Linked DNA regions of Homo sapiens: all the other regions are linked to region 1. Evidence: chromatin contacts called from ENCODE Hi-C data. All regions are on one chromosome and are shown on one strand. Each heading gives the region's core, a stretch centred on a gene start or an enhancer-like site at or near the end of the contact. The rest is flanking DNA. Distances are from core to core; before and after follow the strand shown.

Evidence for each region. Hi-C counts contacts between places; a loop is a spot of excess contacts on that map. Pooled maps may share reads with other maps.
Region 2: a map of uterus shows a loop between it and region 1 (6-fold over the local background). The contact joins the promoter of PRXL2B here to the promoter of WRAP73 in region 1. A Hi-C loop is called at or near these places in 1 of 168 maps with a recorded cell type or tissue (uterus), 8 of 37 single-sample maps with no recorded cell type and 11 of 50 pooled maps.
Region 3: a loop to region 1 is called in a pooled map, with 20 times the contacts of the local background. The contact joins the enhancer-like site here to the promoter of WRAP73 in region 1. A Hi-C loop is called at or near these places in 6 of 50 pooled maps.
Region 4: a pooled map shows a loop between it and region 1 (33-fold over the local background). The contact joins the promoter of TMEM52 here to the promoter of WRAP73 in region 1. A Hi-C loop is called at or near these places in 2 of 37 single-sample maps with no recorded cell type and 6 of 50 pooled maps.
Region 5: a loop to region 1 is called in a pooled map, with 4 times the contacts of the local background. The contact joins the enhancer-like site here to the promoter of WRAP73 in region 1. A Hi-C loop is called at or near these places in 3 of 37 single-sample maps with no recorded cell type and 4 of 50 pooled maps.

What each region holds. Positions count from the first base shown.
Region 1 is chr1:3,648,732-3,651,431 of GRCh38, forward strand. WRAP73 (WD repeat containing, antisense to TP73) reads right to left here and starts at 1,372. Exons shown (of 12, transcript NM_017818.4): 1 at 1,200-1,372. The coding sequence starts at 1,268. RefSeq lists an enhancer at 1,593-2,436.
Region 2 is chr1:2,585,363-2,588,127 of GRCh38, forward strand. PRXL2B (peroxiredoxin like 2B) reads left to right here and starts at 1,415. Exons shown (of 7, transcript NM_152371.5): 1 at 1,415-1,586; 2 at 1,729-1,933; 3 at 2,379-2,430. The coding sequence starts at 1,524. RefSeq lists an enhancer at 2,223-2,765.
Region 3 is chr1:2,641,369-2,644,068 of GRCh38, forward strand. TTC34 (tetratricopeptide repeat domain 34) reads right to left here. Exons shown (of 9, transcript NM_001242672.3): 9 at 1-527. Among named protein-coding and RNA genes, the nearest start is that of MMEL1, 9.7 kb to the left of the region's middle. Within about 2 kb of position 1,268, at least 32 of the 41 ENCODE cell types and tissues checked have a DNase peak (open chromatin) inside an H3K27ac peak, as active enhancers do.
Region 4 is chr1:1,917,956-1,920,726 of GRCh38, forward strand. TMEM52 (transmembrane protein 52) reads right to left here and starts at 1,324. Exons shown (of 5, transcript NM_178545.4): 1 at 1,227-1,324; 2 at 1,090-1,133; 3 at 938-979; 4 at 298-476; 5 at 1-207. The coding sequence starts at 1,310. RefSeq lists enhancers at 641-1,442, 1,502-2,095, 2,096-2,688 and a silencer at 921-1,560.
Region 5 is chr1:2,300,526-2,303,225 of GRCh38, forward strand. SKI (SKI proto-oncogene) reads left to right here. Exons shown (of 7, transcript NM_003036.4): 2 at 2,453-2,578. Among named protein-coding and RNA genes, the nearest start is that of SKI, 74 kb to the left of the region's middle. RefSeq lists an enhancer at 634-693. Within about 2 kb of position 1,451, at least 34 of the 41 ENCODE cell types and tissues checked have a DNase peak (open chromatin) inside an H3K27ac peak, as active enhancers do.

The sequences.
Region 1 (2,700 bases), core at 122-2,621:
GCAGATGTAATCTTTCTCCTTATAATTCACTGAAATTTTCATAAATGGTAAAAACAAAAAACAAACCTCTCATTTAATTGAGGAGGGGGGCACATTGAAAATATACCAAGGCTGAGATGCCATTTAAACTAATGAGGTTTTCTGTTTTGTAGCTGATGCTATTTTATGTGATTTGGAATAAAACCTCCCTGAAGAGGTAAAAAACGTAATTTGAGAGTTAAACTCTCAAAAGCTAGACAGAGCACAGGAATGTCAGGAGTGGCAAAACCTGAAAAAGCATCATGATACATCAGTCAGTTAGTACAGGTGGTGGATAAGGAAAACGAAGCCCACTTTTTACGAGGCATGTTTCTTCTTAGTGGCTTTCCAATGCCAATTGTCCCCCTCTTCTGAGGACATACATACTAGGCATCCGGGTTATCCCTCTCTTCTGAGGATATACACTACTAGGCATCCAGGTACATACACTATATGTTTTGAAGCTTAAAGTTATAGCTCTGTGATTTAAGCACCCTTCTGCCACCCATGGAACGAAGACCTCAAATCCCAGCCATGAGGACAACTACTTCCTTACCTGGGGATAGAATACTAGTATTTAAATCATTTATTCGGCATGTGGTAGAGGAGAAGAGAATTAGAGGAGAAGTAGAGATGACAAAGTAGCCACACCACTTACCAGTTTACAGGCAACAGAATCATCAATTTGCCTTTTGTGACAAAGTAACAACAAAGAGCCGACATCTCCTATACCCTCACCTGTGTGCAGTCGGCACTGCCGATACCCACCTTTCCAAGGGCACCTCCCCAGACCCCCCACCTGTCTACGGTATCTTCCTGGGTCCCGCACCTGCCCGGGCACCTGCCGGGGTCCTGCACCTGTCCGGCCCCCATATCTGCTTGGGGTACCTGCCTGGGCCCCGCACCTGCTTGGGGTACCTGCCTGGGCCCCGCACCTGCTTGGGGCACCTCCCCGGGCCCTCCACCTGTCTAGGGTATCTTCCTGGGTCCCGCACCTGTCTGGGGCACTTGCTCAGACACTGCACCTGCCCCGGGTACCTGCCCGGGCCCCGCACCTGTCCGGGCACCGCACCTGCAGGATCCCCAAGCTGCCTCCACCCACGCGGCCGCCCCCGGCCCTGCCCGCCGGGGACGCTGGCACCGAGGATGTCCTGCCCGTGGCCCAGGTCCCCGCCGCTCACCAGGTACTTGCCGTCCGGGGAGAACTTGCAGAGTAAGCTGGAGAGCTTGAATACCTCGGAGAAGTTCATGGCCGCCGCCTGCCGCGGGCGCCACCCTGCGCCCGAAAACCCGCGGGACCCCTGGGCGCGCAGCAGGCTGCAACAGCCGACGCCGGCCTCCGAGGCCGGAAGTCAGAAGGCGGAAGTGAACTGCAGCCTATCAGCGCCGCCGGCTTCCGCGCGGCATTGTGGGGCTTGTAGTTCTTGTGCCGCAGGGCTTTAAAGGAAACGCCCACGTTTCTTCCGACCAGGGATTTCCGACCCGAGAACCTTACCTCAAAGGCCGGGAGGCCTTTGAGCACCTCCAGCTAGGGCTGCTGATAAAAATGTAGAAAGCACAGTAAAATTTGAATTTCAGATTCACAACAAATCTAGTTATAAGTATGTTCCCAAATATTGCACGGGACATGCTAATACGGAAAAATTACTCGCTAGTCTGAAATTCAAATTTAATTGAGCGACCTGTGTGTCTGCGTGTGTGTACACATGCATATATATATATTTATATTTATATGTAAATGTATGTTTACATGTAAATATATGTTTACCTACAAATATATCTTTAATAAGTAATACGGTGTCTGTCGCACATATATTATATCGTGTATGTAATGTATAAGTATTTATTTCGTTTGCTTGGGGTTTTGTTTGCTTTTGCTGAGTCCGACCCCTCTACCTGCCGCCTGGCCCTTGCCTCACGCTCCAGTGCCACTGAGATCAAGGAGAGAACGAATTTGCCGCTGACTGGGCAGAGCGAGCGCGTGGATCGCGGCCACCGCCCGTTCATCACCCGCGCGCATCTGGGCTGGCACCGGGCGAAGAATCGTGCGGGTCTGGGACCTGGGGGCCCAGAGGGAGCGAGCTCCTGCGCGGGCGCTCGGTCCGCAGGTTTCGCAGGCTCAGGGGCGTGCCTCGTTCTCACCCCCACTCCGGACCCCGGTCCTCTTCCCTAGACAGCGGCCCCCTCCACCCCTGGCTCCCGCAGGCCGCTAGTAGTCCGCGCCAGGCCCCGCCGGCGCCTCTAGGGCCCCCCAGATCGCGCAGACCCTGACATCCCCGCCTGGCCCTGGGTTCTGGGAGCTGAGAGCCGGCCAGGGTCCTGCTCGTACCTCCGGGCGCCCAGCCTCGGGTCTGCTCCCCGCGGACGCCCCAACCTCCCCGGCCGAATGGATGGTGGTGCGCGCGCGTCCTACTCCGGCGGTGCCGGCCTTTTCTGTTGCCAAAACTAGACCCAAACCTCTGCATGGGATTCGTCTTTGGGTCCCCACCCCGTGCGCCCAGCAAACAGTGGGTGAGCCATGAAGATGTGCGAGTCAGCCGGACCCTCCCCGTCAGGCGCGGACCCGCTGCGGCCAGAGAACCCAGTCTGCGCCAGCCCGGCTCGCTCGCGAAGCCACGGGCTTCACTGACGCGACTTTCCAAGACGTGGGGGTCACCATGGGCAGAGGACATCGGTTCGGAG
Region 2 (2,765 bases), core at 165-2,664, 1.1 Mb before region 1:
CCTGCACAGCCTGAGACGGTGGGGGGGGGCCCTTCCTGCCCAGCCCCAGATGGTAGAGGGGCCCCCTCCTGCACAACTCCAGAGGGTAGAGGGCCCCTCCTGCACAGCCCGAGACGGTAGAGGGGTAGCCCTGGTCTCTGGGGGCTGCACTCCTGGGCTCTGGAGCTGCCACAGCTCCTCCCTCCTAGTGCTTCCCCTTCCTTGTTTTGCTTTTTGCCCTTTCTGACATAGTGACGACTTCCGTTTCGCAGTCTGGACCTTCACCACCCCAGGGCGAGGGCACAGGCGAAGCAGCAGCACCCCCCCGGGGCCTCTCTTTATTTGGAATACAGTGTGGGGGCTCCCCCTTCCTTCTCCAGCCCGCCCAGGCCCCTGGAGCTGTCCTGGGGCCTGGGGAGTGAGGACCCGTGCCAGCAGCACAGACTCTGCCAGGCCGGGCCCGCTCAGGTGGGAGCCCAGGCCGGGTGAAGCTGTGACCCGGCCCTCACCCCAACTCGGTGACAAAAGCTATCACAGGGCTGCAGTGGGGGAGGAACAGGACGCATCTGCCAGGCACCTGACCCGCAGTGCACTTCTGGGAGCTGTGCTTATCTCCCCGGGGTCTATTTCGCCCCAAGGTTTGGCGGGTTAAAAGCTGATATGCAACCGGCACGACATGAACAGTATTTCATGATTAAAGACATCGCGTCCATGTATAATTGAGATGCTGCCGCATTTGCGGGGATTTTCAAGCGAAAACCAGGCCACGTGGAAAGGCTAAGCCCTCGCACCCCCCCGCCCCCCACTGCTGGGACCCCCGCCCCGCGGGAGACCCCGGCCCGCGGTCCCCTATGCCCGCGACCCCTGCGCTCACCCTCTCCCCTCAACCCTGAGTCCAGCCCAGTCTCGCGCGAGGCCGCAGGGAGACCCCCGCCGCTCCCTGGACCACCCCTGGGCCCACCGTACCCAGCCGCTCCCCGGCGCCCCCCGGGACGACCCCGAGCCGGCTGCCCGCCTCCCGCCGCATTCCGCACAGGCGCACCGCGCACCGAGGGCCGCACCGCCCAGCTCCGCCTGCTGCGCCAATGGCCGACGGGGTCCAAGTCGGCGGCCCAACGGAGAGGCGGGGCTAGGGGCGGGACCAGGACGCGGGACAGCAACTGTCCCGCAAGGCCCGGATTGAGGAGGCGGGAGGGACCGAAGCAGGCGGACCCAGGATTTGGCGCCGCGATCTCGAGGCTTGGCCTGGAGTAGGAGGGGAAACAAGGCGGGACTAGGGGCGAATCCGAGGGGGCGGAGCAGGGCTCGGGGTGCGGTCGGGGGCGTGGCCGGGGCGCGCTGCGGCCATCTTGGGGGCGGGCCCGGGGCGGAGACGAGCCCGAAGGGGCGGGGCCTCGGCGGCAGCAAGAAAGGCGGGACCGGGGCATCTCGGGGCGGGGCTTGGGGCTGGATCTATGAGCCGGGAGCGGGGATCCAGGAGCGAGGAGCCGGGAGCGGGGAACAGGGAGTCGGGGAGCCGGGAACCAGGGCTGGCAGCGGCCGCCATGAGCACGGTGGACCTTGCTCGCGTGGGCGCGTGCATCCTGAAGCATGCGGTGACCGGGGAGGTGAGGCCGGGTGGACGCAGGGCGGTGGGCGCGTCCCTGGCTCCTTGCCCGGGCGTCCTGGCAGCGATGGGGTGGTGGGGGCCGCGGGGCCTGGGCGGGGCTGGGGGCAACGGGGCGCGCCCATGACCCAGCCGCCCGGCAGGCCGTGGAGCTGCGGAGCCTGTGGCGGGAGCACGCGTGCGTGGTGGCCGGGCTGCGGCGCTTCGGGTGCGTGGTGTGCCGCTGGATCGCCCAGGACCTCAGCAGCCTTGCTGGGCTCCTGGACCAACACGGCGTGCGCCTGGTGGGCGTAGGGCCCGAGGCCCTGGGTCTGCAGGAGTTCCTGGACGGCGACTACTTCGCGGGAGGTGCGTCCTGTTCCCCGCCGCGGCGGCGCACATACCCTTCCCTAAGCTCAGGGCGTTCGGGGCCCTTTCCTGCCCAACCCCGGCCCTTCTGTCTGCTGGAGCGGCCTTGATATGCCCACGGGTCAGCGTCCCTCATCTCTCCCTGCCTCCCCGCCCCGCAGCTGGTGGCTGGGTGGTGCCCTGCACAGACCTGGGCCCAGCAGCAGAGTCTGGACGAGCTCTGCCCCGCCGGCTCCACCTGTTGCCTCTGGGACTCAGCCCCTCTTCTGAGGGGAGGGGGGACACTCAGCCCCGTTTTACCCCTCCCTGCCCTGCGGGGGTGGGCTGAGCACGGAGGGTGGGCAGAGGAACAGAGGGTCGGAAGGAGGAGGGCGATTCTTTGTGGTGAGTGGGTTGGGGGCTGGTTCTGCGCCTGGGGCACACACATGTGGCTTCCGCTTTCCAGAGCTCTACCTGGATGAGAGCAAGCAGCTTTACAAGGAGCTAGGCTTCAAGCGGTGAGTGGGGGCGGGAACCCTTGGGTAGCGTGGGGTGGGGGGCCCAGGGGTTCCCACCGCTCCCTGCCACCTCCTCTCCCTGCTGCCCTCTGTGGTGCTGTCCACTCGGGCCTTCCTGGGCAAGGCGGCTCTGGTGGCACTGTTGACCAGCCCTTCTGCCAGGCCTTCTCTTGGGTGCTGGGTGACTGTAATGAGCCACCTCGTCCGGGGCTTACTCTCGGTGTCCAGACCACCTCGTGGGGTGGAGCCTCGTGGCCCATCAGGGGCCATCCTAGCTTTCTGGTGTCTGTGCCACAGGCTGCTTCCTTTGCTTGGCAGTTGCCAGCTGAGCCAGA
Region 3 (2,700 bases), core at 18-2,517, 1.0 Mb before region 1:
CACTGTAGCCAGCAGCCTGAGGATGCCTCCCTCCGGATTCTGGCCTTCAGTCTCTTCAGGCCACGGTGGTCGGGGTCCACCAGGAGGCCGCTCTCTACCGCCGTCCAGGCCTCTGCGTGACGCTGCTCCTCCAGGCAGCACTGCCCGCGGAGAAGGAACATGCGTGCAGTGGGGGCCCGGCCTGGCTGCCTGCACAGGCTGTTCTGGGCCAAGGAGGGCGCCAGCTTCAGGGCCTGGGCAAAGGCCCCTGCGGCCGCCGCCTCATCCCCCAGGCTCAGCAGCAGGCGACCCTGACGGCAGAAGTCCTCTGCCCGCCTTGGGAGGTCACCATCCCCCAGCGCCTCCTGGAGCACATGGTCCAGGTCCCTAAGGGCCCGGCCAAACTCCTGCAACTCGGCCAGGCAGGTGGCCCGCAGACGCAGGTGACAGGCACTGCTGCCACTGGCCAGGACAGACAGCGAACAGTAGCCCAGCGCCTGCCTGGGTTGCCCTGCGTCCAGGAGGGTGCCGGCTTCCTGGGCCGCCGCCTGCACAGAGGACACAGAGAGAGGCAGGGAGAGTGGGGTCAGCCCCAAAAGCCCGGCCGCCCCTGCCCTGCAGAGGTCCTCTGCACAGCCAGCTTCTGCTGGCTCCCTGGGGATGGCGGGGCCCTGGGCTGCACAGGAGCTGCCCGCTGCTTCTGGAGGGGCTGGCTGACCATGGGCAAGGGCAGGAAGGGGGACCCAGGGTAGAGGACCCCTCCCTGCAATTCCCACTGCCCTGGAACCTGCCAAAGTGCTGTTCCGACCCTTGGCCCAAGGCCTGGCATCCTTGCCCACTGCTCTTCTCCCTGGGCCTCGGATCAGGGACCTGGATTTACCTCCTCATGGTCCCCTCCTGGCAGCCCTACCGCCCCACCGGCTGGGCCCAGGTTCCCTTGACTGGGTGACCACACCGGCCTCCTCCCTCGGTCCCTCTGGGCCAAGTCACCTCTCCATCGGGCCCTCTGAGGGGGCTGCTGCCCAGCCCTTCCACTCTGCCCACCTTCTGAAGGCTGCTCCAGGCCTCTGAGCACGTGCACCCTAGCCCCTCTCCCTGGGGCTGCTGGACGGAGGGCACAGCCTGTGCTGTGGGCTGCTGCTGGCCAGGCCTGCCTGCCCCCCCCACTCCTCCCGGGCACTTTCCTGAGCCCACCCAGGCCCAATCGCCTCATCTCTGACCCAGTTTTTTCACAGAGTCAACCACGACCAGAAATCCGCTCGCCTCGCTGGGCTCCTCCTCCGCTCAAGAATCTGCAGGGGTTCCCCGCTGCCTGAGGAACACGCCAAGGTGCAGGCCCCGCCTTTCTCGCTGGCGCTGCCTCTCTTCCAGCAGCCCGGCGGTCCTCGACGCTACCTCCCCCGGGGGGCGCAGCGCACCCAGGACCCCGCCAGGCTTGGCCGCACGGGGCGAAGCCGAGGCCCACGCCCGGGGTCCGTGCAGGGAGCGAGGGGGTCCCACGGCCCCGGCTTTGCTGCTGGGCTCCCGCAGGGCACAGTGTGGCCTCTTCTGCCAGCTGTGAGCGGCGCTGAGCAGGGCAGGGGCTCGAAACCCCGTCCCTCGCCTGCGGTGCGGCCCGCGGGACCGCCCCTCTCCGGGCGGAGGCACCTGACCCCGACCCGTAGTTCACGGCCCGGGGTGGTAGTGAAGCCTCGGCCCGCGCAGGACCCGCACATTTGGGCCGGGTCCATGGCAGCAGGAGGGCGAGGCCCCGAGCAGCTGTCGGACCCCGGGAGCCCCCAGGCCGCCCCAGTGGGGAAGGGCGCTCAATCCGACCCCAGACTCCCCTGAGCCCGCGGCTCGGGCCGCGCAGGCGCAGTGCCACCCGGAGGGGGCCGCCTGCCGAGGGGCGGGGCGCAGGAAGCGGGGCGAAACCACTGTTGGCTCATTTCCGGGTGGGTCCCCGTCTCCAGGCAACCATTTCGCGTCCTGCAGATTCTTGCCTGTGCCGGGAGCCGCCTCCTGGCGCCGCAGCCCAGCCGTATTCTGCAGCCTCGGAGACCCGCGTCCAGCCCCGCCTCCGGGCTCGGTGACCCCCGTTCAGGAGACCCCATCTAGCCGCCTCCTCTGGGCTCCGGGACCATGGCCCCAGCCAGGCTTCCCGCCCCCTGCCAGGCCCTGCTCCCACCTCGAAGACCCCAGCACAGACCCCTCCTCCTGGCTTGGAAACGCCCAGTCCCTCTGGGAGCTCTGAGACCCCACCCCGCCCAGCCCGGCCGCCTCCTCTAGGTCCCGATAACCCAATCTCAGCGTTGCTCTTCAGCTCGGGGGGGGCAGCGGCGCCCCCTCTGCAGCACCGAACTGCCCCTTACACTGGTGTAGCCCCGACTCCGCCATGAGCTCCCTGTTCTTCCTAGTGTGGTTTCTGTTTTCCTAAGTGGCCCCGGAGTGCTAGAACCCGCTGGTGTCAGGAAGCATTAAGGAGGTGAAATCCTGCCCAGGCCCCACTGGGGTGTAGTTCTGCCTCTGGGACCCCAAAGCCTGCTGTGCTCTTGGCCTCCCAGCCTGCCTTGTCCCCACGTGCCTTCTCCCGGCCTGCCATGGGTTTGGGGTGGGCTTCCTGCCGGGCAAGGTGCCCCTGGCTGGCTCAGTCTGGCCCTGAGGGCAAGGTCCTCTTCCCTCTCTTGCACCCAAGTCACCTGTGGCTTATACTTCCCATACAAAGAGGCTGAGAGGTCGGTG
Region 4 (2,771 bases), core at 74-2,573, 1.7 Mb before region 1:
GGCCCGAGGCCCCAAGGAGAGGGCTGGGTTTCTGGGAGAGTGCTGGTCCTTCCTCTCTGGGCTTGGCCATCTTGACAGCTTCATCGTAGGAGGGTGGAGGCTCCGGGGTGTACAGGCTGTAGGCAGGAGGAGCCATGGAGTCCAGGTCCAGCTCCCCAAAGGGCAGGGGCAACCGCATGCCCAGTGGGTACTGCACGGAGCTGTAGGCTGCAGGGAACCAGAGTGGGTTCGTGGAGGCGGGCTTGGCATTTACCCCCGCCATCTCCACCCTCAACTGGCGGGCCCCTAGGCACTCACAGGTCACAGTGCTGTGTACAGGGCTGTCACTGTCCATAGGGATGACTGCCACGTCGCAGGGCTGCCGTGCTGGTGGCAGATGTGGCTGGGCCTGTGCCTGCTTCCGGAGGCAGCAGAACCGGACACAACCAGCTGTGACACCACACAGCAGAAGCAGGAGGACCGCCAGCAGGATGAGCCTAGGAGAGCAAGGCTCTACCACTGGACTGACCCTCGGCCACCGGGCACCTGCACCCTGGGGAATGTCGTGGCACAACCACCGAAGACAGGTTAACAGGATAAAAAGCAGACAATGTCTCTCCATGTCGGAGACCGCCGTGGCCAGAGCCTGGCCTCGGGCTGCTGGGCCTGCCCTGGCTATCTCTCCTGGGCTGGCCAGGGGTGGCCTTGGGCTCACTCCCAGGACTCGCTGTCCTCAGCGAGTGCCCCACTGCTGAGCGGGATCGTAGGGGACTCCCGCGGAGGCCAGGCGGGAGAGGTGGGAGGGAAGGTCCTGCTTGCTCCAGGTCAGTTCCCGCCAGCGGCCGGGACTGGGCGACAGCGGAGGCGGCCTGGTGAGGTAAGGGCCTGGCGGGCCTGGCCCCGGTGACCCCCGCCCCAGAACCGTCGGACGCACGGCTCCGCCGCGGCCTCCACTTACCCCACGTGCCACAGGCTGCTCCAGCGGGCCTGGGGCGGGCACCTGTGGGGACGGCGGCACCTGGAGCAGGCGGGGCATGGGACGGCCGACCTCGCCACCCGTGCCTCCCCATAGGGCGGGGCCAGGCCCCGGCTCCCTCCCCCCCGACTTACTGGTCCGAGGGGTCGCAGCTGCCGTCCGCGAAGCCCAGCGCCACCTGTGGGGACAAGGGTGAGCCCGGGAGGGGCGTGGTCCGAGCAGGGACCCGCCCCGCGGTGGCCGAACCGAGAGAGAACGCCGCCCGACCCACCTGCGGCAGCGGCAGGAGCGGCAGGAGCGGCAGGAGCGGCAGCAGCAGCCGCAGTCCGCGGGCGGCCAGCGGCCCCCGGGCCATGCTCTGAGGAGGTTGGAGCAAAGCCCGGCGGCGCGGCTTTATGGGGCCCCGCCCACCACAGGACACACCCACCACATGACACGCCCACAGAACGCCCGCTCAGAGTAAACCCCGCCCACCGGGCCCCGCTGGCCGCAGGCCCCGCCCACAGGCGCACACGCCTACTGGACGCCCCACGCAGGGTAAACCCCGCCCTCCGGGCACCGCCCAGAGCAAACCGCGTTCGTCGCAGGCCTCGCCCACAGGACGCCTCACGCAGCATAAACCCCGCCCACTGGGCCCCGCCCAGTGCAAGCCTTGTTCGCCGCAGGCCCCGCCCACAGGAGCCCTCGCCCACGAGACGCCCCCATTCGCTGGGCCTCCACTCAATGCAAACCCCGCCCACTGGCCCCATGCCCAACGTAAGCCTCGCCCACCATACCCCGCTCAGCGCAATCCCCTCCCACTGGGCCACGCCCAACGTGTTCAGAGGGCTTGTCCGCCACAAGCCCTACCCCGCAGCTCCACCTGGCCCAGACTCGTGAGGCGACGGTGGGTCTCGTCCTCAGCCCGGGCACGGCGCCTTAACCTCGGCCGAGCGTGGCCTGCTCTGCTGCTGGTCTGGGCGTGGCCCGGGGACCCTCGGGAGCTGGCCTGGAAAGTCGTGGCTGCCTTGGGTGTGGTCCCTCGGGTCCAGTCTCGCAGGCGGGCTCCAGGTGGACTGTAGGGTAACGCCACCAAGATGCTGGGCATCCCGAACTTGGTGTTTGGACACTTGATTGTGGACCTGCGCTGCAGGCGCTGTCTGGGGGCTGGCCCAGGGGGCTGGAGCCTGGCCCTGGCTCTGGGCTGTTGAGGCGCTGGGTGCAGACCACTTTCCCAAAGCACTTGGCCTTGGGGGCCATGCCCCACCTGGGGAATGTGACCTCCATTCCCGAGGGCCACAGGGAGCCCAGTGCCCTTCCCTCAGCCTGCAATGTCTGCTGCTCCCTGTGCAGGGGCAGGCCTGGGGCCATTTCTTCCAGGGGGACCCCAGACCCTTATCCCTCTGCCACCAGGCCAGGGGCCCTGTTAGGCTCTTGGTGCCCTCTGCTCCCCGTGGGACCAACAGCACACCGTCTCTCTGGTGGTCAGGCTAAGGGAGGTGGTCAGCACAGCAAGGGGCAGGGTCCATCTTACTGCAGGAGGGGCATGCACCCCTTGCTCAGAACTGTTCCACATGTGGGCGCTGCTCAGTGTCCCCCACCCCTACCACAAGGGCAGTGACCCTGGAGGGCAGGGCCTCCTCTGCGTGGCTCTTCTGCCCATACCTGCCCCTTCACTGCATCACTCCTTCCACTGTTGGGCTCTGCCTGAAGTTGCCTTTCACCTCCCAAGGCCTGTGCCACGGTCCTCAAGGGCCCTTCCTGCCTGCCCAGCTCCCCCAGCCCCTGGCCCTTCTTCCTGCCACATTGACTGCACTGGTCGTGGAGGCCCAGCACG
Region 5 (2,700 bases), core at 201-2,700, 1.3 Mb before region 1:
GGGTGGCATCCCAGGCCTGAAGACGGCTGTCTGCTTCCTGGGGCTTTGAGAAACCAATACTGCTCAGGTGACAGTCCCTCTGAGAGTGTCACTTCCTCCGCCCACAGGGGCGCAGACACCTTCTATTTTACACGTTTCTCTCCGTTTCTCTGATGCTGCAGAGAGCCCGCCCTGAGAGCCGGGAGTCGCCTGATGAGGGGTCGGCAGGGGTCTTAACGGAGTCATGTCTCCGAAGGCTCGTCCTGGCTCCCTGAAGACCAGGAGCGTCCCTGGCCCCAAGGATGGCCCTGAGCCCATCTGCCTCAACCCTCCAGATCTGCAGGGTCCTCGGCCACCCCCCACTGAGCGGATTGGGCTCGGGGCCCCGGGCCTACGGTCCTCCCGCCACCTCCACGGGGCGGCTGTTGGGGCCCCACCAGGCAGAGCCGTGTTCTCAGGCGTTGGCTCTCATGGAGGTGGCCTGAGGCATCTGACTCTTTCCCCTCAAGGAGTCTCTGAGTCTCCCGGAGTCAGCGCCGGCTGTTGTGGCTTTTCCCCGGGTGATAACTGAGCCGAATTTCCGCGCCCGCTTCAGTGGCTGCTTAGACAGGAAGCTCCACCCAGCCGGGCGTCCTCGGCCTTCTGTGCCTCTCGGGAGGGTCCGCATGATTCCGGAAGGGGCTCTGCTGCAGCTAGGATGGCACCCGCCCCTGCCAGGCATAGGCACAGCACCCTGCGGTCAGGGCCTCCGCCAGACGTCATCAACACTCACTTCCCCTCGAAAGCCGCCACATAGAGGGGGTATTTTCAGTGTCTTTTTTCCTGAACAGCTATTTTAGTGTCTCTGAAAAAAACCATCCACAGCCGTGAGCCTTCAGGGGCTGCCTGCCCTGCGTCCCCGGCCCTGTGCGCCCGAGCACTTATCTTTCTCCCTTGGGCCCAGGTCAGAGCCAGGCACCTGCCCCTCCCCTGGCCCCACCCTGCTTGTTCCCTGAGGGCTGCAGGGTGGGTGCACGTGCTGCAGGGGAGGCCACGGGCTTTGGCCAGATCTTCCCCCAGGGCCCTCCATCCCCATAATTGGAGCACCTTGATGGACAGCCTGCCCTGCGCCCCATCTTCCCCCTAGGGAAGCAGGGTCCCTGCTGCCTCCAGGAGGCTGGTTCCTGATGCAGCGTCTTCTCCTAGAGTCCTGGAGGTGGGAAGAGCCCCCGGCCCTGAGTGTGCTCTGTCCACCAAGGCTTCCTGGCTGAGGGCAAGGGCGGAGCCCCCACCGCCCGACTTTGCTGCCTCCTCTTGAGGTTGGCCTCGGCAGAGTGAGTGGGACCTCACCCCTGTGAAGGGCCCCTTGCCCTGTGTGGCCTGTTCTGCATTGGCCTGTGGTGTAGACCTGGTGCCAGCTGCCCTGGAGACTCTGTGCTGTCCTGTGGGGTCTTTGGCAGTAGAGGAATGGCCCATTTTACGGAGACTGCCCTGTGATTTTGCTTGGGAAGAGACCTTGGGTCTCAGTTGTGCCTTGCGGGCAGCACCGTCTCAGGGGTTTCCAGCCGCAGGGCTGTGGGAGTTCACGTTTGCCTGAGGCTGGATGTACCGGCTCAGGCCCCCAGCACACAACCCACATCACTCACTGGCTCTTGGGGGATGTGCCTCAGCACCTGACACACAACACCTGGTTCTGAGTGGGCTGGGTCCAGGCACCTTCGCTAAGCTTCCTCCACCAGCGGGACCTGGTTCTGGGTGGGCTGGGTCTGGGCACCTTCGCTAAGCTTCCTCCAGCACCGGGGCTGGCAAGGAGCGAGGCAAAGGTGTGTGTGGTGCCATCCTGTAGGAGCCAGGCTCCTTGGGGATGGTGTCCTTCATTTTGAAAATGTTTCCTTCCCATGGGGAGGGGGCAGCCAGAATGCCCACTCTTTAATGCACCTGTGCCAGTGGCCCACAGGGACACGGTGTCCCCTCCCCGCGACCACCCCTGTGCCGCAGCTGCCCTTCCCAGACGCATCCGTCGTGAGTGGCTCTCGCCGTGCTGTGGCTGGTTGAGCTGAGTGCCCAGCGCTGGGCACCCTCTGAGGACACACTCGGGTTCTAGGAAAGGGGTTTGGCAGGAGAAGGACGAGGGACTCCTGGCCAGGCTGAGCCGCTGTGGAAGGGGAGAGTGGGTCTTGGTGCTCCATCCCAAACCTGCTGCAGCCGTGGGTGAGGTCACCCGGAATGGCAGGACAAGGTCCACTCTGTTCTCTCGGAGATGACTTGTCCCTCAGCACAGCCTCCACGTGCCTGTTGCGCGTGGCCTAAGGGCCTTTATGCAAAGTGAACTTGGTCTCCTGGGGGGTGCCCTGGAATCTGCCTTCTGCGCCACTCAGGGTCGTTTGTGGCCGGAGTGCATGGGGCTCTGACTGCCATGTGCCAGCCACGGGGCTGGTGGAGGGACCCTGCCCTGGGAACCACAGGTGCCAACAAAACCTTTCATTGATCGCAGGTCTCCTCTGAGCCTCCGGCCTCCATAAGACCCAAAACAGATGACACCTCTTCCCAGTCCCCCGCGCCTTCCGAAAAGGACAAGCCGTCCAGCTGGCTGCGGACCTTGGCCGGCTCTTCCAATAAGGTGCTGTGGGGCCTGTCGGGGTCCTTGGGGTGGTGGGTACTGGGCCCTTCTCCTTGGGCAGACCCAGCGGCTGGCAGCTCCACCTGCCCGCTACTGAGGGCTGGCACCCGGCGCAGCCTCAG